Regions from separate parts of the Homo sapiens genome. Here region 1 is linked to region 2. The links are chromatin loops, found by intact Hi-C in ENCODE. Cell type or tissue: Panc1. All regions are shown on one strand. Links, peaks and the distances in the headings refer to the core of each region. The heading gives the core; the rest is flanking DNA. Region 1 overlaps NRG2 (neuregulin 2). Region 2 holds the start of LOC124901086 (a long non-coding RNA gene).

What was found. Peaks named below come from ENCODE experiments on the same cell type or tissue, not always from the same donor. Only the 100,000 strongest peaks of a DNase experiment are listed, where the experiment ranks them.
Region 1: a loop joins it to region 2, with 2.4 times the contacts of the local background. A loop is called at or near these places in 6 of 110 quality-filtered maps.

Annotation. Positions count from the first base shown.
Region 1 is chr5:139,979,077-139,995,224 of GRCh38, reverse strand. The region is part of intron 1 of NRG2 (neuregulin 2); the gene reads left to right. Among named protein-coding and RNA genes, the nearest start is that of NRG2, 56 kb to the left of the region's middle. RefSeq lists an enhancer at 8,730-9,929. In Panc1, for the core only: no CTCF peak of the experiment used is centred there; a DNase peak (open chromatin) is centred at 9,314.
Region 2 is chr5:140,150,120-140,166,267 of GRCh38, reverse strand. It overlaps LOC124901086 (a long non-coding RNA gene), which reads left to right and starts at 8,808. Exons shown (of 4, transcript XR_007058964.1): 1 at 8,808-8,960; 2 at 9,904-10,118; 3 at 12,142-12,213; 4 at 14,115-14,193. LOC101929719 (a long non-coding RNA gene) reads right to left here and starts at 8,949. Exons shown (of 5, transcript NR_130738.1): 1 at 8,910-8,949; 2 at 1,456-1,618. RefSeq lists an enhancer at 11,598-12,257. In Panc1, for the core only: CTCF peaks have their summits at 8,739 and 8,959 (motif pointing right); a DNase peak (open chromatin) is centred at 8,997; H3K4me3 peaks cover 998 bases; H3K27ac peaks cover 890 bases.

The DNA.
Region 1 (16,148 bases), core at 5,477-13,476, 170 kb after region 2:
AAGCTTATTCAGATGACCTATTTGGTCTAGACTCTGTCTGTCTCAGCAATAGCTGTCATCTGAATGTCACTTTAGAAGGTTTGGGTGCTTCCTTTTCCTTCTCTTTCAGCAGTACTATATTACAATTCGAATGCTAATTAGTATGTTTTAAAAGTACCCCTTTTATCACACATTTCCCAAATCTAAAACCTTTTATCTCTCCTCATTGCCTCTAGGCTGAAGTTCAGACTCCTCAGCCTGGCCTCCAAGGCCTTTCACATTTTGACCCAACCTCCCTTCACAACCTCCTTCCATCTCCTCATCTTCTTAAAACCCTTGTAGTTCATCAGAGCCAATCCATCCTTTCATTGGCCCCAAATACATTTACAGGCTGGCTTCTGCATACCCCTCTCTGAATCACCCTCCTTCCTTTTGTGGAACCCAATTCTACTCTTCTTTCCTAGGCCAGCTCAGTCCTTCCTCTTGAAGTCTACCCAGACCTCTTGAGTGCACAGTGATTTCTCTTGAGCTCAACTCTTTTAGCACTATCTTCTATACAAGTCTATACCACTTCATTTGGCATTAAAAAAAGTGATAGTGAAGAACACAACACAAAATTTGCCATCTTAACTATTTCTAAGTATACAATTCAGTAGTATTATGTGTTTATATTGTTGTGTAACAGATCTTCAGAACTTTTTTATCTTGTAAAACTGAAACTCTATACCCGTTAAACAACAACTCCCTATTTCACTTTAGTTGGCATTTTATCCAGAACCATGCTGTGATATCACATATGCTGAACTGTTTAATTCCACTAGCCTTCACTAAGCACCAGTGTTCCAGGTAAGCCACTGGTAGATTCTAGAGGAATACAAAGCTGAATAAGACACAGCTACCAAATGTGAAGAGTTTGCAATTGTTCTCAAATAAGAGTTTGCTCTTGTATTCATGTGTCTCATGTCCCTAAATAGATGAAATGAGAACAAACTTCTTATGAGCCACAACAATTTCTTTTTTTTGGAACAAAGCAGAATAAAGTGACTAAATAAATGCAGGTATCGTTCTTATGACACCCAGGATAGAAATGGGCATATACTTACTATGTGTTGTTTGATAATTACACATGCTAATGTAAATGAGTTCCTGGGCTATTTGGGGAGTCTGTGTTCTCTCAAATAAATCATACATTTTTAAAAAAGAAAGAAATTGTTCTTTCATTATAATAAGATTACTTTTTTATATAGTAAACACAATATGTGCCTGTCAAAGAAGTAAAAAGACAGAAAAGACAGACAAGCAAAATAACATAAATACCAGTAATAGTGATGACTGCTGTGAACCTTTGGCTTGCGTCCTTTCATATATTTGACTATATGGATTCAGACACACACACATTTTGTGTATTTTTTAACAAAAATAAAATCATATCACTGATACATACTCCTTTATCAGCGTAACATAGTTTGAATATCTTTGCCTGTCCATAAATAATTTCCTGTAATATAATTTTGATATAACAAATCTTTATTGAGGACCTATGCTGTCCCAGGAACTAATTTAGGGATTACAAATAAAGCAATGAACAAGACTTGCATGAAGCTTACACTATGGGCTGGAGCAAGATGAAAATCAAACAAATAAGTGGACAGGATAATTCCAGATACTGATAAGGGTTATTAAAACAATGATGTGAGACTATTTTAGATTGGATGGTCCATAAAGGTCTTTTGAGGAAGGAAATTTTGAGTTGAGGCTTTAACGATACTAGCGAGCTCCCATGTAAAGATTAGGAAAAAGCATTCCAGGAAGAGAGAATAGCTAATGGCCAAAGCTTAAGAATGAACTTGGCATGTTTGAGAAATCATAAGAAAGCCACTGTGGCTAAAACGCAGTGAGGAAGAGGGAAATTGGGTATTAAATCAGAGAGGTAGATGTAGATGAGAATTTTTGTGGGGCTCTTGTGGGCCTCATAGCCCATGGTCAAAATTTTGGATTTTATCCTAATGTCAATGAGAAGCCATTAGAGGGAAATGATATGATCTGATTTGTTTGAGGAGGACTGTTCTCCCTAAAGGTAATTTACATTATTAACAAAAGAGAGAACCTCCCCCTCCCCACCACACACACACCACACACAAATGCAATCATCACATTATATTCAAAGAAACCTTGGATAAAAATCAACACACAACAGAGGAAAACACCACACAACAAATAATCTGGTGTCTTTACCAAATGGATTGCAAGAAGAAAAAAAAAAAGATGGAGGAACAACCTATATAGATCGAAAGAGACCCAAAAGACATACTAAAAATTAGGCAAAACCAAACCATGGTGTTTAAGATTCATGGCTGGGTGAGCGAACTATGAGAAAACAGTAAGGAGGTGATTACCAAAAAGTCAACAGAGCAGTTACTCTTGGGCAGAAGGAAGGAGGGGCTCATAGCTGGGAAGGGACACACGTGAGGCTTTTGGGATGGTTGATTTGTCTCCTTTCATGGGTAGTGGTACAAAGGTGTTTGGCTTAGAATAATTAAGTTCTATTTTTAGGCTGTTTTCTTTATTTTTGTTATTTTAGCTATGAAAAAGGTTTTTTCTAATCGACAATTATTCATGATAAATGAAATGAAGGGGAACTTCTAACCAACTATAAAAACACTAGAGCAAACATCTTTCTACATAAGGACGTGTTAGTGTTAGAAGCAGTCACTTTAAAACAAGGAATGAAACAAAGGTCCCCCTATCATCAGTGCAAAAAGACAAGAAAAAGAAATGAGAGACAAAAGAATGAGAAGGGAGGAAATTAAATGGTCATTTTGGCATTATTTGTCATTATTTGCATAAAAAACTCAAAACAATACATAGATAAACTATTAGCAGTAATAGGAGAATTTAGTCAGTTAGCTTGATATAAGATGAATATGTAAAAGTAATTTACATTCTATATACCAACAGCAAACTAAAACACATAATTAAAGAGCAGACGCATTTAAAATAGTACCAGAGAAAATAAAATACTTAAAAATAAATCTAACAAACGTTACATGCCTTCTACTTTAAAAATGTGCAATTTCATTAAGAGATATTAAGGGAGTACTTAATAAATTAAGGGAGATAACACTTTCATAGATAGGATAATTTAATATCATAAAGATGACAATTCTCCAATTCTACCCTATTTGACCTACAGCGTTTTTTATGTTACCTGGTAAGGATTTAAAATACTGAAAAAAGAAAAGTAGGGAGAGAAGATTTGCCTCACCAAATATCAGGACTTATTATGAACTTATAGTAATTGAGACAATGTGGTTTTGGCACAAGGAAAAACAAACTGACCAATAAAATATATTAGAAAGCTCAGAAACTGCCTCACATAGATATGGAACTTCTGTAAATGATAGAAGTAGAATGTCAAATCAGTAGGGAAATAAAGAATGATATAGTACTTGGAACTGGAAAAAAATTCATATGCAAAAAAGCGAAACTGGAACCCTGCTCATACCCTATACAAAAAGTCAACTCCAGATGGTTTAAGAATGGAAATGTAGGTCAGCCCAGTGGCTCACGCCTGTAATCCCAGCACTTTGGGAGGCTGAGGTGGGCAGATCACCAGAGGTCAGGAGTTTGAGACTAGCCTGGCCAAAATGGTGAAACCTCTTCTCTACTAAAAAATACAAAAATCAGCCAGGCTGGGTGGTGCACACTCAGTGAGCTGAGATGGTGCCACTGCACTCCAGCCTGGGCGACCGAGTGAAACTTTGTCTCAGATAATAGTTATATTAATAATAATAATAATATGAAATGTAAAAAACACCCCATAACTTAAAAATTCTTAGTAGAAAATATAGGTGATTGTCTTTCATAAATTGAGTAGGGAAATATTTTTAAACAAGACACAAAAATATTGACTGCAAAAGAAAAACGGATACATTTGACCATATTAATATTGAGAATTTTGTTTTTTTTTGAGATGGAGTCTTGTTCTGTCGCCCAGGCTGGAGTGCAGTGGTGCGATCTTGGCTCACTGAAACCTCTGCCTCCGGGATTCAAGCGATTCTCTGCCTCAGCCTCCTGAGTAGCTGGGATTACAGGCACCCCCCCACACCATGCCAGGTTAATTTTTGTATTTCTAGTAGAGATGGGGTTTCACCATCTTGGCCAGGTTGGTCTTGAACTCCTGACCTCGTGATCCACCTGCCTTGGCCTCTCAAAGTGCTGGGATTACAGGCATGAGCCACCGCGCCCTGCTGAGAATTATTATATACCAAAAGACCGCTTAAAGAAAGTGAAAAGACAATTTACAGACTGGAAAAAGGTCTTTGCAACACACAAAACCAGCAAAGGATTAGTGTTAAGGATACGCAAAAAACAACTCTTACAAATTAATAAGAAAAGCACAAACAACCCAGTTTTTAAAAAATGGGCAAATAACAAGCATTTCATAGAATAGGAAACACTTAAGATCAATAAAAACATGGAGAGATGTTTAACATCATTAGTGATCAGGGAGATGCAAATTAAGAATACAATTCAATAACTTTTAGCACCCATTTGCTTGGCAAACTTTAACAGTTTGATAATGCCAGTGTTGGAAAAAGAAGTTAGAATCATAGGATCTCTTCAAAATTGCTAGTGGGTGCTGGGCACCATGGCTCAAGCCTGTAATCCCAGCACTTTGGGAGGCCAAGTCAGGTGGATCACTTGAGCCCAGGAGTTTGAGACCACCCTGGGCAACATGGCGAAACCCAATCTCTACTAAAAATACAAAAATTAGCTTGATGTAGTGGTGTGCACCTATAGTCCCAGCTACTTGGGAGGCTGAGGTGGGAGAATCACCTGAGCCCAGGAGGTGGAGGTTGTGGTAGTAAGCCAAGATCATGCCACTGCCCTCCAGCCTGGATGATAAGAGCAAAACTCCATCTCAAAATAAAATAAAATAAAATAAAATAAAATAAAATAAAATAAAATATTGCTAGTGGGAATGTAAACTGGTGAACAGTTTGGCAAACAATTAAAGTTTGACATTTACATACCACAAAATGCAGAAATTACATGCCTAGATATATATCCAACAGAAATTCTTGCACATACACAATAAGAGACATGGATCACAATGTTCATAACAGCATTCATAATAATAAAATAATAATAATAAGGCCAGGCACAGTGGCTCACGCCTGTAATCCCAGCACTTTGGGAGGCCGAGGTGGGCGGATCACAAGGTCAGGAGATCAAGACCATCCTGGCTAACATGGTGAAACCCCGTCTCTACTAAAAATACAAAAAATTAGCTGGGCGTGGTGGTGGGCACCTGTAGTCCCAGCTACTCGGGAGGCTGAGGCAGGAGAATGGCATGAACCCAGGAGGCGGAGCTTGCAGTGAGCCGAGATCACGCCACTGCAGTCCGGCCTGGGCAAAAGGCAAGACTCTGTCTCAAAAAAAAATAAAAAAATAAAATAAAATAAATAATAATAATAATAATAAAAACCTAGCAAAAAATCTTCAATGCCCATCAACAAGAGACTGAATAAACTAAATCCATAACTACAGTGGAATATTACACAGCTGTTTGAATGAATGAACTGTGGTGACATGCAACAACATGCGTGAATCTTAACAAATACCACTAAGTGCAAAAATTATTGCGTGCCACGGGATATTTTTTATTAAATTAAAAACTTTAAAAATATGTGTATTTAGGAACTCTTATAGATGCAATAACACTATATAAAAAGGAAAGCAAGGGAGTGAGGATTCAGGTTGATGGCTGCCTGGCATGGGAGGTGTTAGGACATGGCATGGGTAGGGGCCAAATGTGGTAGGTTTATGGGTGCTTTTAATACTTTAAACAAATGGTTAGCTAGCTAGCCAGGCAGCAAAGTAGACAGCTCTGACTGCTATGTGAAGAATGGATCAAAGGAGTAGAAGCTGGAGCAGGATGACCAGTTAGGAAGATGTTTAGTATCCAGATGAAGGAGGGTGAGGCATTGTTCTCCAGTGGTGGCCATTGAGATGGAGAGTAATGAACAGAATCAGAATCTATTCCGGAGATAATGGAGAACTTGCTCTGATGACTTAGATGTGGGAGGCAAGGAATATTCTATTGTACAAATCTTCCATAATTTAACAGTCTGCTCTTATGGTACATCTAAGTTGTTTACAATATTTTTTGCTCCAGTAAAGGTCTAAAATGAACATCCTTGTACCTTAATCTTCAAACAAATTCAATTAATGTCTTTCTTTTTTATGGTGTGAGACCGGGGCCAATTTTATTATATTTAAGACTGTTTGTTTTAGAGCAGTGTTAGGCTCACAGTCAAATTGAAAGGAAGGTACAGAGATTTCCCATATGGCCTCTGCCCTCATACATGTTCAGGCTCCCAATTACAATATCCCCCACGAGAGTGGTACATACATTACAACAGATAAACCTACATTGACACATCATTATCACCCAAAGTCTATACCTTACATTAGGGTTCACTCTTGGTGGTGTACATTCTATGGGTTTGGACATGTGTATAAGGACATACATTCGCTATAGTATCATATAGTATTTTCACTGCCCTGAAAATCCTCTGTGCTCCATCTATTCATCCTTCCCTTGCCCCAACCTCTGGCAACTACTGATCCTTTTACTCTCTCCATAGTTTTGCCTTTTCCAGAATGTGATACAGTTGGAATCATATAATACGTAACCTTTTCAATTGGCTTCTTTCCTTTAGCAATATGGATTTAAGGTTCCTCCAGATCTTTTCATGGCTTGATAGCTTTTTTCTTTTTAGCACTGAATATTTCATTTACTGGTTTACCACAGTTTATTCATTCCTCTAATGAAGGCCAACTCGGTTGCTTTCAAGTTTTGGCAATTATAGAAGATGATATGAACATCTGTGTGCATGTTTTTGTATGGACGTAAGTTTTCAACTCCTTTGGGTAAATACCAGAGAGCTCAATTGCTGGATTATATGGTAAGAGTATGTTTAGTTTTGTAAGAAACTGTCAAACTATCTTCCAAAGTGGCTGTGCCCTTTTGCATTCCCACCAGCAATGAACCAGAATTCCTGTTGCTCCACATCCTCACCAGCATTTGGTGTTGTCATGTTCTGGACTTTGGCCATTCTAATAGATATGTATCTTGAATTAGTTTCTGAAAATCAACCTGCAGAGGCTGGGCGTGGTGGCTCACGCCTGTAATCCCAGCACTTTGGGAGGCCGAGGCAGGCGGATCACAAGGTCAGGAGATCAAGACCATCCTGTCTAACACGGTGAAACCCCATCTCTACTGAAAATACAAAAAATTAGCCAGGCATGGCGGTGTGCGCCTATAGTCCCAGCTACTCGGGAGGCTGAGGCAGGAGGATGGCGTGAACCCGGGAGGTGGAGCTTGCAGTGAGCCGAGATCGCACTACTGCACTCCAGCCTGGGCAACAGAGTGAGACTCTCGTCTCAAAAAAAAAAAAAAAAAAACAACCTGCAGAAATGAAATTCTTATATCAAAGGATATGTGCATTTAATAAGGCTTTTGATACATATTACCAAGTTAGCTTCCTGAAATGAAAGATGGCACCACTTTAGCTCCCACTGGTATGAGGCAACATCCACCTGTCCTTTTCTACATTCAAAGCTCTGTATTCAGGGACAGTCTCATTGGCAGTGGAAGATAGGTAGATCTGTCTAGTGAATTTCTCCTGGACAGATGTGTGGTTACTCAGCAGTCTCTGGCTGGGATCGTCCCAGTTAGAGCATTTACTTCCCTGCTTCCTGCAGTGGGCATCCTTAGAGCACTGGACCCCTGCCTTGGGTCCTTTCCTGGAGCATGAGTCAGGATGTGAGGTGGCATAATATCCTTTTTTTTTTTTTTTTTTTTTTTTTGAGACAGAGTCTTGCTCTGTCACCCAGGCTGGAGCGCAGTGGCGCGATCTCAGCTCACTGCAACTTCCGCCTCCCGGGTTCAAGAGATTCTCCTGCCTCATCAGGGACTACAGGCGCTCACCGCCACGCTCGGCTAATTTTTTTTTTTTTTGTATTTTAGTAGAGATGGGCTTTCATTGTGTTGCCCAGGCTGGCCTTGAACTCCTGAGCTCAGGCAATCTGCCCGCCTCGGCCTCCCAAAGTGCTAGGATTACGGGCGTGAGCCACCGTGCCTAGCCCATAATATTCTTTTTCCTAGGAAAGGCTCCTTAGCATATGGATCAAAGAGATCTCTTCCCTTTTTTCCTTACCAGAGTCTTCCACTCAGACTCTGGCTGCCTCCAACCCCTAAAGAGCCTTTGGGGATTTCTAACAAACCTGGGATTTTTTTCTGAGTCAATTTGGAAAGGTTAAGCAAGCATATAAAAGAATTAATTAATTACCGAAGTTTATGTCCCCTCAGAGCCTCTAAAGCTGTGCTGTCCAATACAGTAGCCACTAGCCACAGGAAGCAATTTAAATTGGAATTTAAATTAGTCAAAATAAATAAGATGGAAAAATTCCATTCTCCAGTTCCACTAATCACATTTCAAGTGCTCAAGAGCCACATGTGCTAGTGGCTACCATATTGGACAACCCAGATATGGAACATTTCCATCATACAGAATGTTTTACAGAACATCACTGCAGAGGTTGGTTTACTCCAGAAATATTCCCAGGGGCCCTTTTAGGTGTGCAGTTGAGATGGTCAGTAAGGGTGGGTAGGAGTTATTGTTACCAATTAATATGACTTGCCGGATTTCTCCCTGCTCATCTAAAAAATAGTTCTCATTTATGTCTAGGTTCTTTTTGCTTCTTTCTCTCCGGTCTTGAGTAAGGGTCTCCAGTTGTGTCACAGTTATATCTTAAAGACTGTGTGTATGTGTGCTTTATAAGAGAAGTCTGATCACCAATTTATATCATTGACTGACCTACGCCAAAGCCCCTTTCCTCTAGTGCAAGGTCCTGGGGTGTGGGAGGATATCCCAGGGGCCACGCCTGACACATAGACAGGCTGAAGTTTTGCCTGTGTTTGCAGTGGACCTAAGGACAAATGTTAGGCTAACGCCAGAAATTCAGAATTTTTCATTCCTTCCCATTACCTCAGTTTCTTCTTGTGCAGTATGAAGATGGAGTTTCTCCTGAGCATTTTGGAGATGCAAGAAGGGATTGCTTGGAGTGACGAAGCTCCAGATTCTGTGTTCATTCTGCTAATCCTGGAGCTGGGGTAAACATGTGACTATGTTTATAGCCTGCCTATGTCCAGACCCTGCTGTGAGAAGCAGCTCTTCCCAGTGGCCTAAATATAGCCCTGGGAGCCCCACATGCCACATTCTATCTAGTCTTGGCTTGCACACTGACTCACTGTATGACTCTGTGAAAGTCACTTCCCCTCTCCTCCCAGTGGGTCATTGGGAGTTGGGGGGAGTGTGGATAATTGCCCTGAGTCACCTCTCAGAGAGGAGCTGATTAGGGCTCAATGAAGCGAAAGGTGTAAGCTGAAAGGGCAAGGGAAGAAGCAACTCTGGATAGAGCTCGAGGAGAGGGGGCTTGGCTTTCACACTGCTTGGGCAAGCTGTCCCCTGAGATTGGGAAGCCTGGGACCTATGGTTAGCTTCAAAAGGTCCGTAAACCTCTTTGAATTATGAACAGGGATACGTGGATGTAAGCCTGCATGCATTTTTATGGGGAAGGTCTATAGCTTTCATCAGATTCTCAGAAGTTAAATAACCCCAAACGGTTCTGAATCACTGCCTTAGGAAGTTTGACTTGGGTTCTGAGGAGAGGAGGTGCTGTTCCTGTTTCGGGAGGGGCAGCAAAGGTTGGGCTTCCCCAGGAAGTCAGAAGCCAGCTGTGCTAGGTACAGTGCTTAGAACAGCCCATGGAGAAAGGCCAGGCACTCTTTTGGGCCCTTGAGATAGAAATGAAATACTTTTTTTTTTTTTTTTTGAGACCGAGTCTTGCTCTGTCACCCAGGCTAGAGTGCAGTGGTGCAGTCTCGGCTCACTGCAGCCTCCACCTCCAGGATTCGAGTGATTCTCCTGCCTCAGCCTCTCGAGTAGCTGGGATTACAGGTGTGTGCCACCACACCTGGCTAATTTTTATATTTATAGTAGAGACGGGGTTTCACAATGTTGGCCAGGCTGGTCTCAAACTCCTGGTTTCAAGTGATCCATCTACCTCAGCCTCCCAAAGTGCTGGGATTACAGGAAATGAAATACTTTTTGACTCATCTACATCTCCCATCCCCTACTCTGAAGTCTGCTCTTCCCAGGTGTTTGGCCCTAAGTGAGGTCAGTATCTGCATGGGCACACCCTGGAAGACAAGGTTGAAGAACATATGCATGAGTATGGTATGCTATGCAAGTATCTGGGCTGAAAGTAAACCATGAATAAGGAATAGAAAAGCAGTCATCTGTGGAGGCCATATCACAAAGCAAAAGGGGTGTTAGAATGGGACTGAGGACACTTGGGCCCTGATTCTTACGTTGATCCTAAATCACTTTGTGACCTTAGCGGTCACTTAGCTTCTCTGTGCTTATTGTGCCATCTATAAAATGGGCTAACTTCCCCTGACCTAAATACTGACAGTGGCTGTTGTGAGAAATAAAAAGGAATTTAACAAAAATTAGCATTTGTTATGTTTTCTTATTTTAAAAGTTAATAAATGCTCATTGTAGGAATATGAAAAACCCAGAAATATGTGAAAAAAGGAAGAATTATTTGCAACCTCTCCATTCTGAAGTACATCTTATAAAATCTTGGAAATTATGCTCGCTTTGGCAGCACATATACTAAAATTGGAACAATAAAGTCTCGGAAATTTTCCTTACAAGTCATTTTTCCATGCATATATTTTTTCTCCTTACTTGATCTTAATGTTCATGTAATTTTATATACTGCTTTTCTTACCTACTATTGTATAGTGACCATTTATCTATATCATTAGTCGTTCTTCAGCAATCTCATTTTTAATGGCTGATGTTCCATCACTGGAAGGCACCAAAATTTATTTAACAAATTCCCAAGTGTAGGCCATTTATAAGTTGCTTCCAAATATTTCATATATTATAAATAATGCTATGTTGAACAGCCTTGTGTATAAATCTTTATGTTTGTCTCTCTTGCCTTAAAAGAAATTCTTAGAACTGAGATTACTGTGCCAGAATGTAAAGCTGATATAATTAAATATTTTAATATATATAAAATACAAGGCATTGATGAGACTGATGGCAAATACCTGTTCATTCATTATTAATGTAAATTCTTGCATGCCCATTGCAGTTGAGACATTTCTGTGAATGGGAGGTGAATGTTTCTATGATCCTGGCGCAGGGTAGTGCAGTTGAATTAGTGTCTATTTCTCTCTTTTGGAATTGTGCTATGCCAGGAAAACAAATCATTTATGGTAAGAAAGCTTTCAGTATGAGAGAGCAGGGAGTTTTGGCAAGGTATCCTTTTAAAAGGATCAACAAACAAGCTCTTGTCAAAGTGTTTGAAACTCTCAGTTCCAGTCAATACCCTATATATCTTAATAGCATGAGCAAGTCCCATTATTTCTCGGACTTCTGTAGTCCCACCTATTAAAATAGGGAGACTAATCCTTAACCCATCTGACATAAAGGAATATTGTGAAAATTTAATGAAATTGCGTGTCTGTGAAAGTATAACAGTATAAGCAAAGGTTCTTTTGCCTTCTCTTTATCACGAGATTGAGGGCTGCTGGGAGTGGAAGGAAACAATGGAGAACCAGGGGCAATGGAGGGAAGCGTCTGAGGGACTGAAAGAGAAATAAGGCCAAGAAATAGCACATGGAGTTTGGTAGAGCTCTGACCTGGAAAAGCCCTGGAAGAGGAGCAGATCCAGATGGGCCCGCCTTCCCTTTAGGCTGGGCCTTGCCTTGGGCCAGCTGTGTCCTGAGGACCACTCTCAGACGCAGGGCACTGAAACTTCCCCAGAAACAGAGACCTTTCTCATGTGACCCTGGGTGCCTTGGGACTCACTCTCTTGGAGGCAGTTTTTAGTGGCTAATCAAACTCACAGCCACCTTCTCCTCCAAATCTTCAGATAGGCTGGATCCTGCTCTGTGGAAATGAGGAAGGGAAGGGGGGTCCCTCTGAGCCATCTGCTCACCTCCAGGGGAGTGACTCTGAGAATCAAGGAGAATCCTATGAATGACTCCCCACTGTCCACAGGAATGTGCAACACTTCCCAGGCTCCCATAGCCAAAGACCTAGTGTTATAAACAGAAGCTGTGGTCCTGAGCTGTCAGAGAGGTTAATCCCCCAGACATCAGGGCCTGGCCTGGCAGAGTTGGGAGCTGGGCTGATAAAGCCTGATAAAGGGAAGCAGCAAGGGGAGAGGAACTGCAGGAGTGTGGGATGGACCCCCATGAAGGCAGTTTCTGATGGAGGCAAGTCATAAAATTTCCCCCATTCATTCTGCTGCCCCTGGGCAAGACTACTCCTCAGCCAGCTAAGAGTACGACACAAAAGATCTGTCCCCTGCTCACTGGACCAGGGGAAAGCAAGGCGCCTTGCGGGGGAATGGGAAGAGGATAACACCCGAAAGTTGTAAAGAAATAATTCCTGGCATTTTCTGAGCTGCCCTGAGGCAGAAGAGAGAGAAGAACAATTCCAACATGGTTCCAACTCTCAAAGAACCGGAAACTCGCTGTCTAGGACTGACGCGCTCTGCTGGCTTTCTTATAGCTCTTCCCTTCTAATTGACTACGACTTGAAGAAAAGCAACTAACTAATGAACAATGTGAGCTGCTGGAAATGTGCCAGGTCACGTGGTACAGGCCAAGAGTGCTGTAGGAGTTTAGAAAAGGCAGAGATTGGTGTGGGCTGAAGTGATTAGAACAGGTTTCCCAGAGAACGGGGGCCAGGACACAGTCCTGGCGGTTTGGATCCACCGTAAAGAGGGCAGGGAGGTGGAAAGGAGCAGCTTTAGGAGTGAGGGGAATGTGCTTGGACAGTGCTGAGGCTCAGGAGTGCCCCGGGATCATGCTGGGCAGCTGTAGGATGAGTGGTTGGGAGTGCAGGAGCAGATCGGGGGAGGAAGACAGATTGTAGATTGCTTTGAATTCTAGGCAGAGGAGTTTAGGCTTCACTTTACAGAAAACAGGGAGTAGAAAGAACCCCTAGAGTGAGGAGGTGTGGGAAGCCATGCTTTGCTGTTTACTTCCACCAAATTAATTTCTTTCTGCCCTCAGTGAGGCCACCTCAACCCCTGAACCATGTAAGGTCTCTTCTAAGAGCTAAATGGTACTGCTCCAAACGTGCTCTATGCTGGCACAGCCTTGGAGATTGCTGTCAAGCTCTTCTTTCTCCAGCGCCACCCCTAGAGACCACTGTCATTCTTCATTTTTCTTCCCATGCCTCCTCTCCAGCATCCCCTCTAGGTTAGCAGGCTCCAGGGAGGAGGGCAGATACTGGGAGCTTGCTCTGTGCTGGGGCACAGCCTTAAACAGGATCCAGCCTCTGTCTACAAAGCCCACAGCCTGGTAGAGCCAGACTAAATGGACATGCAAAGCATGACAAGAGTCTTTTTTTGCTGGCAGCCTGGAGCCTCTAATGCTGAACTGGGTCTTCCTCATGGTGCTCCTGGAACCATGGAACCCTAGATGGAGTTCTAGGAGTTCTGGGACCTGTCCCCTGATCACTCCCCTATTCCTGAGGGAATCCCTGGGCTTTGGTGCCTGGGATAGAACCAGAGCCTCAGCCTGGCTCTGCACAGCCACTTGGACTCTCTCTGGATTAGCTTCCCTGTGTTAAGAGAAGGGAAACGGCCACAGGGAATGCCTTCCAGAGGCAGGACTTGAACACTGCCAGCATGGCGGGTTAAGGATCCGTAAGAGTCCCATATGAGGGAGACCCAGGCCAGGGCCATGGCTGCTGGGAGGCCGGCCCTTCCCACCATGGCCATGTGGGGTGAGTGGGCTACATTTTCCTGCCTGTGAACTCCAACCCTAGGAGTGGGAACAGTGCTCCAAGCCACCTCTGGAGGAAGGGGATGTCGGAGGGGCACAGGTGGTAGGGGAGCAGCACCCAGTCCCAAATGAGCAGCTTGCTCAGGCTGGTGCTGGGTGTGAGCAATCGCTCTGCACTCAGCAACAGCTCTCGTCTGCCTGACCTCAGAGCGTGTACAGCAAGCCCAGCATAGATGCTGCTGGCTCTATTCTGGGTCCTCATCTCTGTATCAGTCACACCACAGGGAGTCCTTCTTAGGAAGCTGCTGCCACTGTTGATGCTTTTCCCAACTCTTCACAGCCACGCTGCACCCCAGGAGCTAAGGCTTAGTGTCTCCATCCTTCTGCCTGCCCCCTGAGACACATTTACAGAAACCACTTCTCTGCACAACCAAGCTCCTAGTAGGGGGTAATCAAGTCAAGAGATGCATAGATTTCACCATTTGGGACAGGAAAGTAGGAGGGAGATTCCCCAGGGAAAGGGAGTTGCCTGACAAGCTCAGAAAAAATTGTGGGGAGAATTAGTGGTAGGAAGAAGAGACAGGGAAGGGAAGGAAACTGGGTGGAAAATTCTGTATTGAAGCCAACTGATTGTAGAGATTAGTGCTGGTGTTCAGGTGGAGCCCATTCTGTCTGAACAGACAATTCTCTCCATCCTTTCCCCACAGAGCTCATTGGGGTTGAAAGTGTTGAATGGCAGTCGGTGACTTTTAGACTCTTCTTGGAAGGTATTTTCCTGCCCCCAGCCTTCAAGGATATCTGCCAGGGGAATGGTGGGCATGAGGATGGTGTGTCTGTCTTGGAGGGTACACGCTGAAAGCAGACTTGGGCTAAGAGCAGAGCTTATTTATCTGCACATTCCTATGGATCTAAGGCTTGGACTCTGACTTCAAGAGGTTCTCTATATCCTGAGGACAGCCTTGGAAGGAACAAAACCAGGTACAGTGAAGATTTTTTTTTTTTTTTGGTGATGCTGTGAACATCCTGTGAATTAGAAAGACAAATCTCCCAAAGAGCTGGGGCTGGATGTTTGGCTTCACCTGAAGCAGGGCCCCTCCGTTTTCAAGAGTCAGGAGAGAGCTGGGCTGCCTCACCTGTGTGTCCCTGGCCCCCAGGACTGCTGAGCTGTTTCCAGTGTGGGGAGAGAATTTCATGGGCTGTCATCACCAAACCCATCTGCCTCCGGATGTCCTGGGAGTAAGAGGAAGAAAGAGGCAGTGATAAGCAGAAATAGCATGGGATGTGACAAACTGGAGGGACCTTCCATGGGATCTGATGGGCCTGAGGGTTTTGCTTTGTTTTGTTTTGTTTTGTTTCTGGTGTTACCAAATTTCTTAGTTTCCAACAGAGTATTTTCACACATGGCCTCTTATATTAGTTATATATTACTGCATACAAAATCATTTCAAAATTTAGACTTACAGCAACAAGCATTTGTTATCTCACAGTTTCTGTGTATCAGGAATGCAGGTATGACTTAGCTGGGTGCTTCTGGTTCAAAGTCTCTCATGCCATTGCAGTCAAGCTGTCCTCCAGGACTGCGGTCATCTTAAGGCTCAGCCAGCGTTGCAGGATCAGCTTTGAAGCTCACTCATGTGTCGTTGGCAGGATTTGGAAGATCTGCTTCCAAGCACACTCACATGAGGCTCTCCACAGGGCTCCCTTATAACATGACAGCTAGCTTCCCAGGGACAAGCAATCCAAAATGGAAGCCAGTCTTTTTATGCCCTAATCTGCAACATGACATCCCATCATTCCCCACATTCTATGTGTTAGCAGCACATCAATAAGTCCAACCCACACTCAAGGGAGAAGATTACACAAGAACGAGAATCCCAGGAGATGGAGATTTTCGGGAGGCTGACCTAGAGGCTGCCGACCACGTCTCTCATTTTGGCCTCATAGCAACTCTGTGCTCTAGCCAGGGAGAAATCGTCTGCAGGTAAGGAGGAAAAGGAAAAGGAGCTCTAGGGAGGTGAGGGGCTCTACTCGTGATCAAAGAGTTGTGAAGTGGTAGATTTAGAATTTGAACGTAGGCGTCCATCTGACTTCAGACTTAGTAGTCTTTCTCTTTTTTTTTAAATTATACTTTAAGTTTTAGGGTACATGTGCACAATGTGCAGGTTTGTTACATATGTATATGTGCCATGTTGGTGTGCTGCACCTATTAACTCTTCATTTAACATTAGGTATATCTCCTAATACTATCCCTCCCCCCTCCCCCCACCCCACAACAGGC
Region 2 (16,148 bases), core at 4,135-12,134:
TCCCAGTGCATCCAGGTCCTTATTTTAGATGCTACCTTCGATTCTCTGAGCTGCTTCAGCCACAGTCCAGATGAGAGTGTGCTTGTCCTGCCCCCTCCCCTCCCCAGCCTGGAAGGTATGGAGTCCACCCGCATCAGAGTGGAGAGTGTCACTTTTTATGTATGCAGATTCCTGGGCTTCATCCTAGACCTATCACTTCTGAATCCCTGGGAGCCAGGGCCTAGGAGCCTTCAGGTGTGACAAGCCCTCCAAGAGAACAGATGCGCATGAAAGTATTTATGGCCCTCTGGGGCCTCAAGATCTGGAGAGCTTTGCCTCAATCGGGAGAGTCCTAGTCACTGCTTAGCAGAGTTTGGCTCTACTCCCTGCCCCGCCCACCCCTGCTCAGTCCCAGGCCCAGTCCCCCATTATCTCACACTAGAACCAGTGGCCTTGCTCTCTGCCTGCCAATCTGGAGATCTTGATCTGAAGTGTCAACCTGGCCCTGATACTTCCTGACTATAAATTCTGCAGGGGTTTCCCATTCCCTGCAGGATCAAGTCTGACAAAGCATTCAAAGCCACTCTCTTCAGCCTCAGATCTCCTGCCACTCCCTCTCCTAGTTGGGAACACTCCAACTAGGCTTATATTATGCTGAGGTCTCTGAATGTTCCCTGAGGCTACATGTCTCTGAGCTTCTGTAGGCACAGTACCCTCCACCAGAATGACCTTTCCCCTCTTCTACTACTCTTCCAGTCTCAGCCGAAATGTCACCTCCTCTGGGAAGCCTTCTCAGATGTCCCTAATGCCTACTACTCCTCTTTCCCTGTACACTCCCCAAATATATCACCCATGACCCTGAATTGCCTTTATTTGCTTATGTGTTTCCGCCCCACAAAACTATGAGGGATTTGCATTTTATTCATATCAAATTCCACAACTTTATCAGGGCTGATAAGGCTTGGCATGATCTGGCTCCCATCCACCTCTCCACCCTGTCCCCCACCATTCTCTGCCCCACCTACTTCACGCAGTCACTGTGGCCTGCTGACTGTTTCCAAGCTCAACAAGCTCTTTCCTGATCCTGTTCCTGTAGTGCTGTTTGCCTGGAATGCTCCCCATCGATCTTGCCATAGCTGGCTCCCTCTTGACATCCAGATCTTGCTCAAATGTCACCTTTTCAAGGCCAGCCAATCAAAATAGTTTTGTTTGTTCTAGAACTTCATTTAAATGTAATAATATGCTATGTATGCTTCTATCTGGCATCTTTCAGTATAAAGTTTTCGAGTTGTATTCATGTTGTAGCACTTACCACTACTTTGTTCCTTTTTATTACTGAGTAGTAAGCCATTGTATGAATATACCACAATTTATCTGTTCACCTGTTGATGGATACTTGGGATATTTCCAGTTTTTGGTTATTATGAATACAGCTGCTCTGACATTTTTCATGTACTAATCTTTGTGCAGACATACATTTTTATTTCCTTTGGATAAATACTTGTCTTAGTCCATTTGGTGGTGTTGTAACAGAATACTTGAGATGGGTCATTTATAAAAAGGTGTAGCTCACAGTTCTGCAGACTGGGAAGTTCAAGTGGCAGTGGCATCCACTCGGCTTCTGGTGAGGGCTTTTGTCCTGGGTCAAAACATGGCAGAAAAGGTTAAAGGGGAAGCAGACGTATGCAAAGAGAGATCAAACAGGAGGAGAAACTTCACTTTATTACAACCCCTTGCTCAGGAACTAATACATTCCTTGAGAATTGATCCAGTCTCTTGAGAACAACAACAACAACAAGAAAACACTCTACTAGGACAACAGCACCAACCTATTTTCATAAGGGATTCACCCCTATGATCCAAGCACCTCCCACTAGGCCTTACCTCCCCAGTGGACAGAACTGGCAAGCAAACTTCAACATGAGTTTTGACACAGACAAATCACATCCCAACCATACCTATAATGGAGATTGCTGGGCATTGGTAAGTATATGTTTAACTTTATAAGACACCACCAAACTTTTTTCCAAGTGACTGTTCCAGTTCACACTCCTGCCAGCAATATATAAGAGTTCCAGTTGTTCCACATCGTCACCAACACGTTATTACCGATTCTCCTAAAGTTTAGCCATTCTAGTGAGTGTGTGATGTTATCTCATTGTGATTTTAATTTACATTTCCCTAATGGCTAATAATGTTGAACAACTTTTCATGTGTGTTTATTGGATGTTTGTATATCTTCTTTTTGAGGTATTTGTTAAATTTTTTTTGCCCATATTTTATTTTGGTTGGGGTCTTACTATTGAGTTATTAGATTTCTTTATATGTTCCAGATAGAAATCTTTTGTCAAAAGTATGTATTACAAAACCTTCTCCTAGTGTATGACTTACCTATTTATCTTTTTAATGCTGTCTTTTTCCTCCTTTTATAGTAAGTTCTTTCTATGATCTCTGCCTACCCCACCATCATGAAGAATTTCTTCTTTCTTTCTTTCTTTTTTTTTTTTTTGAGATGGAGTTTTGCTCTTATTGCCCAGGCTAGAGTGCAGTGGCACAATCTCGGCTCACTGCAACCTCTGCCTTCCGGTTTCAAGCAATTCTCCTGCCTTAGCCTCCCAAGTCACTGGGATTACAGGCGCCTGCCACCATGCCCAGCTAATTGTTTTTGTATTTTTAGTAGAGACGGGGTTTCACCATGTTGGTCAGGCTGTTCTCGAACTGCTGACCTCGTGATCCACCCACCTCGGCTTCCCAAAGTGCTGGGATTACAGGCATGAGCCACCGTGCCTGGCAGAATTTCTTTCTTCCAGAAGTTTTATAGTTTTTTTTTTAATAGTTCTTTGATTTATTTTGAGTATGGTATGAAGTAAGGATTGAAATGCATTGCATTCCATATGGATATTCAGTTATTCCAACACCATCTGTTGAAAAGTCCATCTCTTTACCTGTAGTTATTTAAATTTTGTTGTATTGGTCTCTCCTACTAGTCTATAAGTTTCATATATTGTTCTAATGTAACCTGGGCTCTTCTCTATCCCTGCTACCTTCTTACAGGTAGAGAAAGCAGAGAAAGAGCATGCTTGCAAGTTAATTCAGGACATGATCCCAGGGAGCAGGAATAGGGGACTGGGGAGACTCATGAAGTAGGAACAAGGGAAAGCCAGTGCCATGGTGTGTTATAGAGCTGGTCACCACTGTGGGCAGCTGGGGCTTGACCCAGCTGGGATGTGATGAGGAGCAGTGTAGAGTGCACCTCCTAGTTGTCCACTGAGTGTCAGAGAAGAAAGCACATAGCCACCAACCCCAGCCGCCAAGGGCCCAGGGTTACTCCCAAGGGGTTAACATCCTCAGACATCCAGTTTGCAGTACTGGAGTCCAGGGAGAAGCCCCAGCAGAAGGCAAGAGCAGAGCCGTGTGGAGCAGCTGAGCCTCGGTGCGTTTACCTGCTCCAAGCTGGTTGCCACAGTGATGGCTGAGTAAAACGTGGGCCAAAAGGATGACAGGAGGGTTACAAGAGGTTTCCCATACACATTCATTCCACAAATATTATTTCCTTCTATATGCCAAGCACTGTGTTAAGCACTGGAGATAGCCATCAAAAAGCCAAGCCCTGTCCTTATAGGGAGACAGACAGGACGCAAGTCAACAATTGATATAATATTATATCAAGGAGAAATAAGTGCTATGAAGAAAATAAAACAGGATAAGGGAACCGAGGGTGAGCGCAGGGATGGGGCTCATTTTGACCACCAGGGAAGGCCTCTGAGGAGCTGACATTAGACAGAACCAAATGAGGAACTGAGCCATGTGTATACCCAGGGCAAGAACATTCCAGGTGGAGGGAACCGCAGGTGAAAGACTTGAGGGAGGAACAAGCTTAGGGCATTAGAGAAACAAGGAAGTCACTGTGGCTGGAGCAGAGTGAGGGGAAGAGGCATAAGAGATCAGGAGAGGCAGCCTGGCAGGCCCTTTGAGTTTGAATTTTATTCTGAGTGTGATGGGAAGCCACTCGAAGTATTTAAGAAAGGTTATAGGCCGGGCACAGTGGCTCATGCCTGTAGTCCCAGCACTTTGGGAGGCTGAGGTGGGCAAATTGCTTGAGCTCAGGAGATTGAGACACACCTGGGCAGCATGGTGAAACCCCATCTCTAAAAAAATACAACCCCAAAACCCCAAAATTAGCTGGGTGTGGCAGTGTGCACCTGTAGTCCCAGCTACTTGTGAGGCTGAGAGGCTGAGGTGGGAGGATTACTTGAGCCCAGGAGGTTGAGGCTGCAGTGAGCTATGATCACACCACTGCACTCCAGCCTGGGCAACAGAGCAAAACCCTGTCTCAAAAAAAAAAAAAAAAAAAAAAAAAAGAGGGTTATGACCTGGTCTTATTTATGTTTTAAAAGTCATGTGGGTGAGACCGGCCTGGCCAACATGGTAAAACCCAGTCTACTAAAAATACAAAAATTAGCCAGGCATGGTGGCACACACCTGTAGTCCCAGCTATTTAAGAGGCTGAGGCAGGAAAATCGCTTGAACCCAGGAGGTGGAGGTTGCAGTGAGCCAAGATTGCGCCACTGCACTCCAGCCTGTGCGACAGAGTGAAACGCTGCCAAAAAGAAAAAAATTATGTGGGGTACCATTACACACCTATAGTGGGGCAGGGCTAAAATCCTAAACACAAAAACAAAAGAAGCGGTAATATCCAGTGCTGGCAGGGATCCAAAGAAACTGCAGCTTTCACACTGCTGGTGGGAATGCAAAATTTGTATAGTCAGTTTGCAAGAGTTTGGCTATTTCTCATAAATATGCCCTTACCATACAACCCAGCAATCCCACTTGTAGGTATTTTCCCACAGTGAAATGATACTTCTGTTCACACAAAAACCTGTACACAAATGTTTATAGTGACTTTATAATTGTCCAACAACTGGAAACAATTCAAATGTGTTTCAACTGGTAAATGTATAAACTGTATAAACTGTGGTACAGCCATATAAAAAGGAATGAACTATTGGTAATGTGTGCAACAACTTCAAGGGACCTTGAGGGTGTTATTCTTGGTGGAAAAATTCAATATAAAAATGTTAGATACAGACCAAGGCAGGCGGATCACAAGGTCAAGAGATTGAGACCATCCTGGCCAACACAGTGAAACCCCATCTCTACTACAAATACAAAAAATAGCTGGGCGTGGTGGTGCGCACCTGTAATCCCAGCTACTTGGGAGGCTGAGGCAGGAGAACTGCTTGAACCCGGGAGGCGGGGGTTGCAGTGAGCCAAGATTGCACCACTGCACTCCAGCCTGGAGACAGAGCAAGACTCCGTCTCAAAAAAAAAAAAAAAAAAAAAGAAAAAAGAAAAAATGTTAGATAACTATGTGATTTCCTGTATATAACGATCTCAAAATGACAAAACGACAGAGATGGAGAACACATTCATGGTTGCCAGGGGATAGAAAGAGAGACAAGGAGGAATGAAGTGGGAGTGGATGTGAATGCAAAGAAGTGTCACTAGTGAGTTATTCTGTGGTGATGTAACAGCTATCTGTCTTGGTTGTGGTGGTAGTTACATGAATCTACACATGGGATAAAAGAGCACAGATACACACACACACGTAAATGAATGCAGGTGAAAACGAAATAATGTCTGTAGCCTAGTTGATAGTAGGTTGGTGCAAAAGTAATTGCGGTTTTTACCACTACCTTCAATGGCAAAAACTAAAATTACTTTTAAGTAATAAGATGTCACCACGGGGGGACACTGGAAGAAGGGTACAGGAGACTATTATTTTTGCAACTTCGTATGAATCTATAATTATTTCAAAATCAAAAGTTTAGAAATACAACTAATGGATAAAAAAACTATAAAAGGCTTTTTTTTTTTAACTGGGATAGTTTGCAAATGGATGAGCATTAGATGACATTTGGGAATTATTGTCAACTTTCTTAGGTGTGATAATATATGCTTATCACATGTCCATACATTCTTAGGTGGTATATGTTAAAGTTTTAGAGGTAAAGTGTCAAAGTGTCTACAACTTATCTGCAAATTGTTCAGCAAATATATGCCTATGTATATACATAATTTTAAAATATGGCAAAACACAGGCAATACAGAGGGACCAGCAACAGCTCCAGGAAGTGGCATCTGGATGCTTCCACAGAGGCCCAGGTAAAGTCATCTACCTTTCTTCTGAGACTTATAAATCAAAACCAAACTTTCTTCCCCATGGTGGAAAGACTAGCTCCTTTTGTTTCTTTTTGAAAAAAGAAAGATGTTGGTAATTTCCTTTGCAAACTTAAAATGCTAAATAAACATGACACTTTGTTTTACAATATAATAATAACTATTATTTATTAGGGGCTTTCTCAACGCCAGGTCCCTTTTCAGGCACTATGCCATCCTTATAGCAATTGAATGCAGTAGCTATTTTTAGTAGCCCCATTGTACAAGTGAGGAAGCTGAGGCTCAGAAAGGTGGGATGACTTGCCCTTGGCTGCACCCTAGGGTGCTCTGATGCTTACCTGCTCCACAGGAGGCCTCTTTCAGAGTCCTCCTCCTCCCCTTCAGCCACTAGCTCTACCCCTACCTAGGGACAGCCTTTATGTAGAGTCACTGTGGGTCCAGCAGCACCATTCAGGCCATGGATGTCTTTCTCTGGCTGAGAATGGGAAGGTTCTCTGTCTCTGCAGTGGGGTGAGTGGTTGCATCTAGGTCAAATATGGGAGGGAAAAGAAGGGGATGGAGTGAGGGACCTGGAGGGAAGAGGGAGAACATGCAGAAAACACCGGATGCTCTTTATAGCTTCTTCAAAAAACAAAGGCATTAGGGAACACAGGTTTTTATCAGTCTGTTAGGAGGAAGGAGGGAGAAGGGGGAGTAGAGGTTGTGAAGGATGTCTATTCAGATGTCAGAATTAGGTCTGGGGCCCAGTGATAATGACAATAAAGATGGTAATGATGACAACAATAATAGCAGACACTGTGTGCCAAGTGCAGTGCTAAACACAGCACACTAATTATCTCAGGCAGCCTTCTCAGGAACTCTACAGTTTACTATCTTTGTCATCCCAATTTTCAGATTAGAAAACTGAGGCCCACAAAGTAATACCAAATTATACATTTTCTTTTCCTTTTTTTGAGACAGAGTTGCACTCTTGTTGCCCAGGCTGGAGTGCAATGGTGCAATCTCAGCTCTCCGTAACCTCCGTCTCCCGGGTTCAAGTGATTCTCCTGCCTCAGCCTCCTGAGTAGCTGGGATTACAGGCATGCGCCACCACGCCCGGCTAATATTGTATTTTTAGTAGAGATGGGGGGTTTCTCCATGTTGGTCAGGCTGGTCTTGAACTCCTGACCTCAGGTGATCTGCCGGCCTCAGCCTCCCAAAGTGCTGGGATTATAGGCGTGAGCTTACACATTTTCATATGTACACACTCGAATATAAATACAATTGAATGAGGTCAGTGTACACATTGACACTAACTACACAACAACACAAACTAACAACAGTAGGTACCTGAGGAAGGGTGAGTGTGGTCAAGGGGGGAGCTTCAGCTTTTCATTGTATTGCGCGATTTTTTTTACAGTGGGAATGTGTAACCATGCCTGTGACATTTCTTTTAAAAAGTGGGTGATGCTGAAGACTGTGTCCAAGGATCCCAGAACTAATTTGGGGCCACACCTCACACACTGCACATCCCAGGCCTTGACCACGAGGCTGCACAGCCTTTCAAAGGGAGACCCGTGCCTGCCTCATTTTTTTTTTTTTTTTTGAGACGGAGTCTTGCAGTGTTGCCCAGGCTGGAGTGCAGTGGCGCGATATAGGCTCACTGAAAGCTCCACCTCCTGGGTTCACGCCATTCTCCTGCCTCAGCCTCCCGAGTAGCTGGGACTACAGGCGCCCGCCACCACGCCTGGCTAATTTTTTGTATTTTTAGTAGAGACAGGGTTTCACCGTGTTAGCCAGGATGATCTTGATCTCCTGACCTCGTGATCCGCCCGCCTCGGCCTCCCAAAGTGCTGGGATTACAGGCGTGAGCCACCGCGCCTGGCTTTTTTTTTTTTTTGAGACGGAGTCTCACTCTGTCGCCCAAGCTGGAGTGCAGCGGCGCTATCCCAGCTCCCTGCAGCCTCCACCTCCCGGGTTCAAGCGATTCTCCTGCCTCAGCCTCCCGAGTAGCTGGGATTACAGGCATGCGCCACCACACCCGAGTTTTTTTTTTTTTTTTTTTTTTGAGACGGAGTCTTGCTCTGTCGCCCAGGCTGGAGTGCAGTGGCGCGATCTAGGCTCACTGCAACCTCTGCCTCCCGGGTTCAAGCGATTCTCTTGCCTCAGCCTCCCAAGTAGCTGGGATTACAGGCACGCGCCACTATGCCCGGCTAATTTTTTTTTTTTTTTGTATTTTTAGTAGAGACGAGGTTTCACCATGTTGGCCAGTCCTGTCTCCAACTCCTGGCCTCAAGTGATTCGCCCGCCTCGGCCTCCCAAAGTGCTGGGATTACAGGCGTGAGCCCCCGCGCCCGGCCTGCCCCCACACTTGGATGGTAGAGAGGAAGGAGGAAACGACTTCTCAGAGGCGTCGGCCCCTTGCCCTATCCGTCTTCCCTGGGTCTCCTGGGGGATTGGGCCAGCCGGGAGTCCCGGAGCTGGGCAAGTGTCCAGCCCCGGAGCCCGCCCACTGTCACGGAGCGGACTCCCGTCCAATCAGACCCGGGTGATGCCACTCCGGAGATGAGAGTGGCAGGAAATCAAGGTCAAGGCCCTGGTCACAATGGGGCCATTGTCGTTCTCCAGTCAGTTGACTTTCAAGCAGCCGTTCCCCATCCACCCTTCACTCTTTCTCCCACCCCCACCCCCCGCCCCCTGTCAGGAAGTCACCCAAACCTATTGCCTCCGTATTAGACTCTGCCTGAAGGAAGCCGCTTTCTGGATCCTACCCCAGACGCTGGAGGCTGGGCTGCTGCGGCATCGTCTATTAGGTCCACCAGGTGGCGACAGAGCACCACATTTCTGAGTGCAGGGAGGGAGGCCCGGGGCTGGCGGCTCAATCACTGATCAGGGCGTGGGGGAACCCTGCCCTTCCTGTTTTATCCAAGAGAAACAAAAAACCAAGTCAGATTATACTTTCCCTCACCCTTTACTCTGAGGTCACAGGAATCTGGAATCTTAGGGACTCTTCCCTTAGCAAACGGCAAAATGGCCGTGGGTTGCAGCCCTATTTTTTTTCCTTGAATGGGGGTGGAAAACCAAGGGGAAACCTATTTACTCCGGAAGTCACAGCAAGTGGAACCCTGACTGCCTCTCTAGCCTGCATTAATCAATTGGCTGATTGATGGGTTGTGTTAGTGTATAAACGTCACGTCTGAAAGGACTTCCCTGGTCCCCCAGTCTAAATTATGCCTTCCCTGTTCTCCCTCAGAGCCAGCTTTAGTTTTCCTTCTTTGCATGTATCCGTTTGTAACTGGACACATTTGTTTGATTATTTTCCACTAGAATATACTCTGCGAGAGCAGGGACTGGGTCTAGTTTTGTTGCATTAATTTGTCCACTAAGGACAATACAGTAGAGTATCTGGCACATAGTAGGTATTCAGTAATACCTAATACTGATAATATTATAAACATAATAAATGAAGGAGTGCCCAATTGAGCAATGCGGGTGGAGGTGGGCTTCTGGTCCCTGAGAATTCAGCATGTGTGAATTCAGGTAGGCCCACTTAGCAGGCTGCACCTGGCCCAAACTATCACATTAGAGAGGCAGGCCCCAGAGGCAGAAAAGCTTTGAGGTTAAGACATCTGGTCTGGGCTCTAGCCACCTGGCTTCACGATCTCATTGTCCCCTCATGTGGTGGGCGACTTTGCACGCATCAACCTTTCCGAGCTTGTCTCCTCATTTGCAAAATGGGGACAAACATGGCATTTATCTTCTAAGGCCACTGTGAGGGTTCTGAGAGAGAATTCATGGAAGATGCTTAGCCCAGGGCTGGGGACCCAGTAAGCACTCCGGGAATATTCGTCATTACTATTATTACTATTATTGCTGCTGCTGTTGCTGCTACTACTACTACTGCTGCTGCTGCTGCTGTTGGAGAAAGAACCTTCACTGAGGCTGTATAGCCCAAGTGCTCCAGGCAGGTACCAGCTGAGGTGAGGGGTCTGGGGCTGAGAGGATATTCCATTGGTACCTGCCCCTTGGCAGTTCTCTGGGTTTGATTTCTCTTATCAACTGGTCCAGGAAGCTGAGGCTGGTAGGGCCTGTTCCTCTCTCCTGGTGGCAGAGGTCAGATCTGTCTCTGCTGCAATCGCTGCTGGGGGGACATCCTCTTAGCCTTCCTGGGACACTGTGGGCCCAGGCAAGCCCATTAGTTAATTCCTTTGTTTAACAGGCATGGTGCTTTACCAGGTCCTGGGGATGGTGGTGAATAGAGTCATCTTCTCCCTGTTCACAAGAAGCACATGGGGTTGGAGCACAGGGGGAGATGTTAATCAAAGCAAAATGGGGGAAAAGGGCATTTTTTTTTAACTGTGATAGGGGACAGGGCCTGGTCTACGACATTCCCTGAGGAAGTGACTTCTGGACTGGGAGCTGAAGGAGGAGGAAGAGGAGCTATCCAAGAAAATCCCTCCCTTAAAGCAACCAGCCCTGGGGAATGCTGTGATGACCCAACCGGTCCTCAGGCTCTTCCTGGCCCAGTCAAATGGTCAGATGGGAGAAGATTAAAAACCAACACACCCTAAGTACACAGGCTCCTCCTGGGGTCTACTGCCCCCACTAGCGTTACCTGGACACATATACACACAATGTCAAGTCGCAGCCCCTAACCCTGGCCCCAGCCCTGGGGGAAGAGGAAAAGTCTTAGGGAGGTGGCCAGGAGAAGTTGCCATGGGTTCAAAAAGGCCTGGGATGAAGGGATCCTGGGATGACTCCCTGGGGTCAGCATTCTGGGTGGGATAGGGTGCAAACCCGTGGTTCCAGGCAACCAGACGCACCAGCCACCAGCACGTCAGGGGAGCTGAGAGCATAAGCTATGTTATCTGGGTCCTGGGCACGTATCGCAGCTCTAAGGCTTGGCAGCTTTGGCAAATTTCTTCACCTAAGCCTCAGTTTGCTTGCCTATAAAATGGGAGCAATAATAATAACACCAACCTCATCGAGTGTTTTGGGGGACTTAGTGAGATAATACACGAAACGTCCTGGCACATAATGGGCACTTGACAAACATTAGTGTTATTATGTATTCTTTCTTTTTTTGAGACAAAGTTTTGCTCTTGTTGCCCAGGCTGAAGTGCAGTGGTGCAATCTCGGCTCACCGCAACCACCGCCTCCTGGGTTCAAGCAATTCTCCTGCCTCAGCCTCTCGAGTAGCTGGGATTACAGGCATGTGCCACCACGCCCAGCTAATTACAGGCATGTGCCACCACGCCCAGCTAATTTTGTATTTTTAGTACAGACGGGGTTTCTCCACGTTGGTCAGGCTGGTCTCGAACTCCCAACCTCAGGTTATCCACCCGCCTCAGCCTCCCAAACTGCTGGGATTACAGGCGGGAGCTACCGTGCCCGGACTATATATTCTTTTATATAGGCCTTTATCTTTTATAGCTCCTTTGTCACAGGATTCTGCCAGTTTGGAGATAAGGAACCTGAGACCCAGAGAGGTGAACTAACTTGCTTAGGGTCCCACAGTTAAAAAGCAGAGGAGTCGGGATTTGAAGCCAAGTTTCTTTGACTGCAAAGCCTGTGCTCCTAGGAGGTGAGGGAGGGAAGAGATCAGTGGCTGCCTGGGAAGAAGCTGGGCTCCTGTTCAGTCATATTTTCATGGATTCAACAGATGGGTGTAAATCTTTCTGGGGCTGAGGGTGGAGTACACATCCTCTTTTTCTAAATGTGGGAGTCAGGCAGGGCTCCCGCTGGTCCCAGTTGCCCCAGCCATGATGGAGGCAGAGCAAGCAGGAGTGGGGAGGAAGAGAAAGCCACTCGGGGCAGGGAGTAACTGAGTCCCAGGGGCTTGGAGTTGGGCTGAGGCCACTAACGGAGCCCTGGCAAGTCTTTCTTGCCAGCCTGAGCCACAAATCTCTGCTCACTCTCACCCCTAGGAGTTTGTGGCGCCCCCTCCCTTTCCCACCTCAGCCTGGGACCCCTCCTTTCTCTCCTCCTCCCTCCTGAATGCAGTAATCCCAGCTAACAAAAGCGACCATGGCTACTCTGACGTGTGGGACGACGATGCTAGCCAGGCCGTGCCAGGTCAGTATGCCAAGCTGGGCTCAGGCCCCTTCCCACGTGCCAGGGTGCACTGGCCCTGCTGTCTGCTCCCTCCCCATGAAAACCCAAGCAGCCCTCATTTTTGAGACAATGGAATTAAACAGCTATGGGACAGGTGGAAGTAGGGGGCTGTGAGAGTAGGGAAAAAGTAGAACCTTCCTGAGCCTGTCCTGCCTCCTCTCCAGCTCTGGAAGGATGGGCTGCAGACCAGGGCTTGAGAAGGAAGAGGTCAGATGGGTTGCAGAGTGCAAAAAGGACTGCCCTAATTAGAGGCCTCTTAAATTCTCTGAGCCTCAGTTGCCTCATTTGTTAAATGGAATTAATAAACTCTCCTGAGGTTTGGTTGGATTAAAAAAGATAATGAATGAAAAATACTTAAGCACAGGGCCGGACACATAGCAAGCACTGGATAAATGATCTCCCTTGCCGCTGCAGGGGCTGCTGGTGCTGTTACTGATGCAAATTCTGAGCCGTGGCCACGCACACTTTGGCTGGCCTCCAGGGGACGGTCAGCTAGGTCCGCTGGGGAACCTTCCTCCCTGCCTGGTCCCACTAATGATGACACCAGGTCCTTGGGCCTGATGCAAGAAGATCAGATGTCCTGCAAGGGAGAGTCACCATCTCCTACCTCATCCCCGGCACCCCACCCCCACCTTACCAGAATGCAAGGTGTCCTGGCTAGCCTGCAAGGTGGGATGGGGACCCTTTAGCTACAGGCTGCCTGATTTCTCCTCCCTTCCTCTCACTGCTTCTCTGCCTTTAACTTTTCTCTTTGCCAATGCCAGAGACCTGCTTTCTTATGCCAAGGAGAGAGAGAGAGGAGGAGGGAGGGGGCTGGGGGAGGGGTGAGGAGATGGAGGAAGCGCTCCAGTGCATAAAGAGGAAGGGGCTTCCTTCCGCTCTCTGTCTTTTCATTGTCAAGTTGAAATTGGTGACATTGGGTAGTATATTTAAGACATCTGTCCCCATGCCCTGCCACTCCCTTAGGAAAAGAGCTGCTCTCTGTTTGCGTAATAGAAGAATAGAAGCTTTAATAAAAGTTTTATTAAATAAAAGAAGCTTAATAAATAAAAACTATTACACAACAACAGAGTCTGCGGTCCCATTGGCCACCTGACCACTCACTTCCGGACTGGGGGCTGTTGTGCCCATATCCTGGCCTGTGTCCTTCCGCTCTGTGGGGCGCAGGACAGGGCTGGACCTGGTAGAGGCAACAGTGCAGGCTTGGGCCCGGGCTGGGGCTGAAATCCTGACCCTCGGCCCTTTTGGATAATAGCAGCCTGAGCAGGGGGTCCTTGAGAACTGGGATCACCAAAGTCCTGGTCCTGAGGCAGGATCTTTTCAGTCCCTCCCACAGGTGGGGCCACCCCTCTGCCCCACCAAGTTGCCCCAGAAGCTGGAGAGGAAAAAACTCTGGGTCTCCAGACAACGGTCTGGAGAATCCTTGAGGATCTGGAAGTCCCCGCTGCTGCCTGGCCTGGTGAGAGAGCAGGCTGCCCCCCACCCGCCCCCCTACCCAAAAGTGGCAGGCACCCTGGGTGGAGTTCGGCCCCAATGTGTGGAGCCTCCGGAGCTCGCTGATCTGAGCTGCGATTAGGTTGGAATGTTCCCGGTCCAGTTCGCAGCGATGTGGTTGTGCTGGCCTAGGGAGATTGTCCGAGGGTCTGGCTGTGCCAGGTTCCTCCTGCCTTAAGGGCCTGTGATTTCTGGCCAGCCCACCCACAGGACTCCCCTCTTGCCTCTGCCTACCGCACCCACCTTTCTTAGCAGCCCTCACATGCCTTAGGCCCCCCGGGGCCTTGCTCATTTGTCCCCTCTGCCTGAAAGCCCTCCCCTACACCCGTCATCCCTCTTGCCTCACTTATTTCTATTCTGTCTTTCAGACCCCTCCAGGGAGCCTTGCTGACCCCTCCACGACTCAAGCTGCATTGGCTGCCCCTCCGCTGCACTCTCCAAGTTCCCTGTGCTCCTGGATCTGGCACGCATTATGCTGTCTCCAGAGTACTTGTGTTGCAAAGTGTCTGTCCCCTCTCATCACTTCAGCTGCCTATGGATAGGGATGGTGTCATCTCTGAGCCTTGATTCATAAGACCTGCATGGGGCAGATGCTCACATTGAATGGACCAATGAGTGGTGGTTACACTGTTTACCTGCGGGTGGAGTGGGGAGACTTCCTGTTAGCAAGTGCTTTTCCCACACTTGAGACTGCCTCTCTCCTCTCTAAGTCCTGGATTTTAGGCCTCCTTCCCCTTCTACCCAAGCTCACCCCCCCTTGTCATAACCTGATGAGGGCTGAGGGAGGTGGTACAGGAGATGAGTTAAGTGTGGGGCCACTTGCCAGCTAAGAACCCTTGACCCAAGTTTCCTTTTCTGGAAAACAGACAATAACAGCACCTTCTTAGAGTGGCTATAAGGACATAACAAGCCCCTTCCCTCCCCCTGTCCACACTCAACAAGGGGCTCTATTCTTTCCTGAAGGTCTGTGGTTGCCTCCGGAGGCTGGAGGGCAGCTCTGGAGTCTGGCTTGGCTTTCTATTTGCAACCATTCCATATCCCTTGTCCCCACCCCACTCCCTCCCTAGGGCCACACCTCTCCACAATGCGGAAGCCATGGGGTACTCTGGGATTTATGTCCGTGGTGTGTAGGGGAAACTCCTGGAACAAATGAGCGGCTGTGCACGTGGTTGTGTTTGGTTTTGGACTCAGAGGGCACCTCTGGTTTTATGGGTCTGTCCTTGGTCTTATGCTGGCTGCCTGCCAGGTTCCAGGGGTCCACATCCCTGGAATCACTACCTAGGCCCAAGGTGGGGAGCAGAGACCGATAACCCAGGTGTCTGGGGTTATTAGCCATCAGAAACATGGAACCTGACAGCAGGAGAGTGGCCACCACTTTGCCCTGACATCTGGAGGCCTTACTGCCCCACCCTCAGGTCATCATCCCCAAGGCCTGGCAGATATTTGTGTGAAGACAGAAGGAATTTGGGTGAGGGCAGAGACCAGCATGGCACCCACCCTTTTCCTCCAATGCCCCTCCCTCTCCCAGCTCAGGGGCTTAGGAGTGTGGTATGCAGCGGGGATGGAGGGTATGAACCCTAGAAGCAGACCGGCCTCAATTTTAATCCTAACTAGCTGTATTGTGTGACCTTGGGCAAGTGACTCCATTTTTCTGAGCCTCATTTCATAAGCTATAAAATGGGGATAACAACAGCACATATCTTTTAGAGAGTTGTAAGGATTAAACAATTAAATGGGATTAAATAACGAATTAATTTTAAAGGATTATATAATAAAATTCATGCATGTACACAGTGAACAGTAAATGGTAGTATTACTCTTATTATCTGTCCCTTGCTGCGTTTCAAGCATCTATCCAGGATACTTTAATGTTGTCCAACCTAACAGAGTCTGAATTTGTTTAACATTTACAGTACCTTAGAGAGGAGCTCAGTGAGCTCAAATGAGACGAGAAAGGTAGCCACTGGGTTCTGAGCAGGGTCTGCCACCCCTTTCTGGACCCCACCCCCTGCCCAGAGTGCCAGATGGCCCAGCTGCTGTCCTTGCCTCTTCCAAAAGCTTGGGGAGGTCTTGCTGCATCTTCCCATGTGGGAAACTCAGGCAGGCAGGCAGCCCTGCCTACCAGGGACCAAATGCACTGGCCTGGAGGCCATAGGGTGTTCCTGTAACTAGAGAGCAGGGATGGAATGGGATGAATGCAGGGCCAGGAAGGTGAGAACAAGGATCATACCTTTGCTCGGTGCCACACTTCAGGCTTTCCAAAGAGGATTCTCAAACTTTTCTCTCCACAGAAATGGCTCATGGGCAATGACACCAGGAGCAGAGGAGGCCCCTTTTTCTGTGCTGGGGTCTCAGCACCAACCAGACCAGTGTTGTGGCCACCCTGAATATGGAGTGTCTGG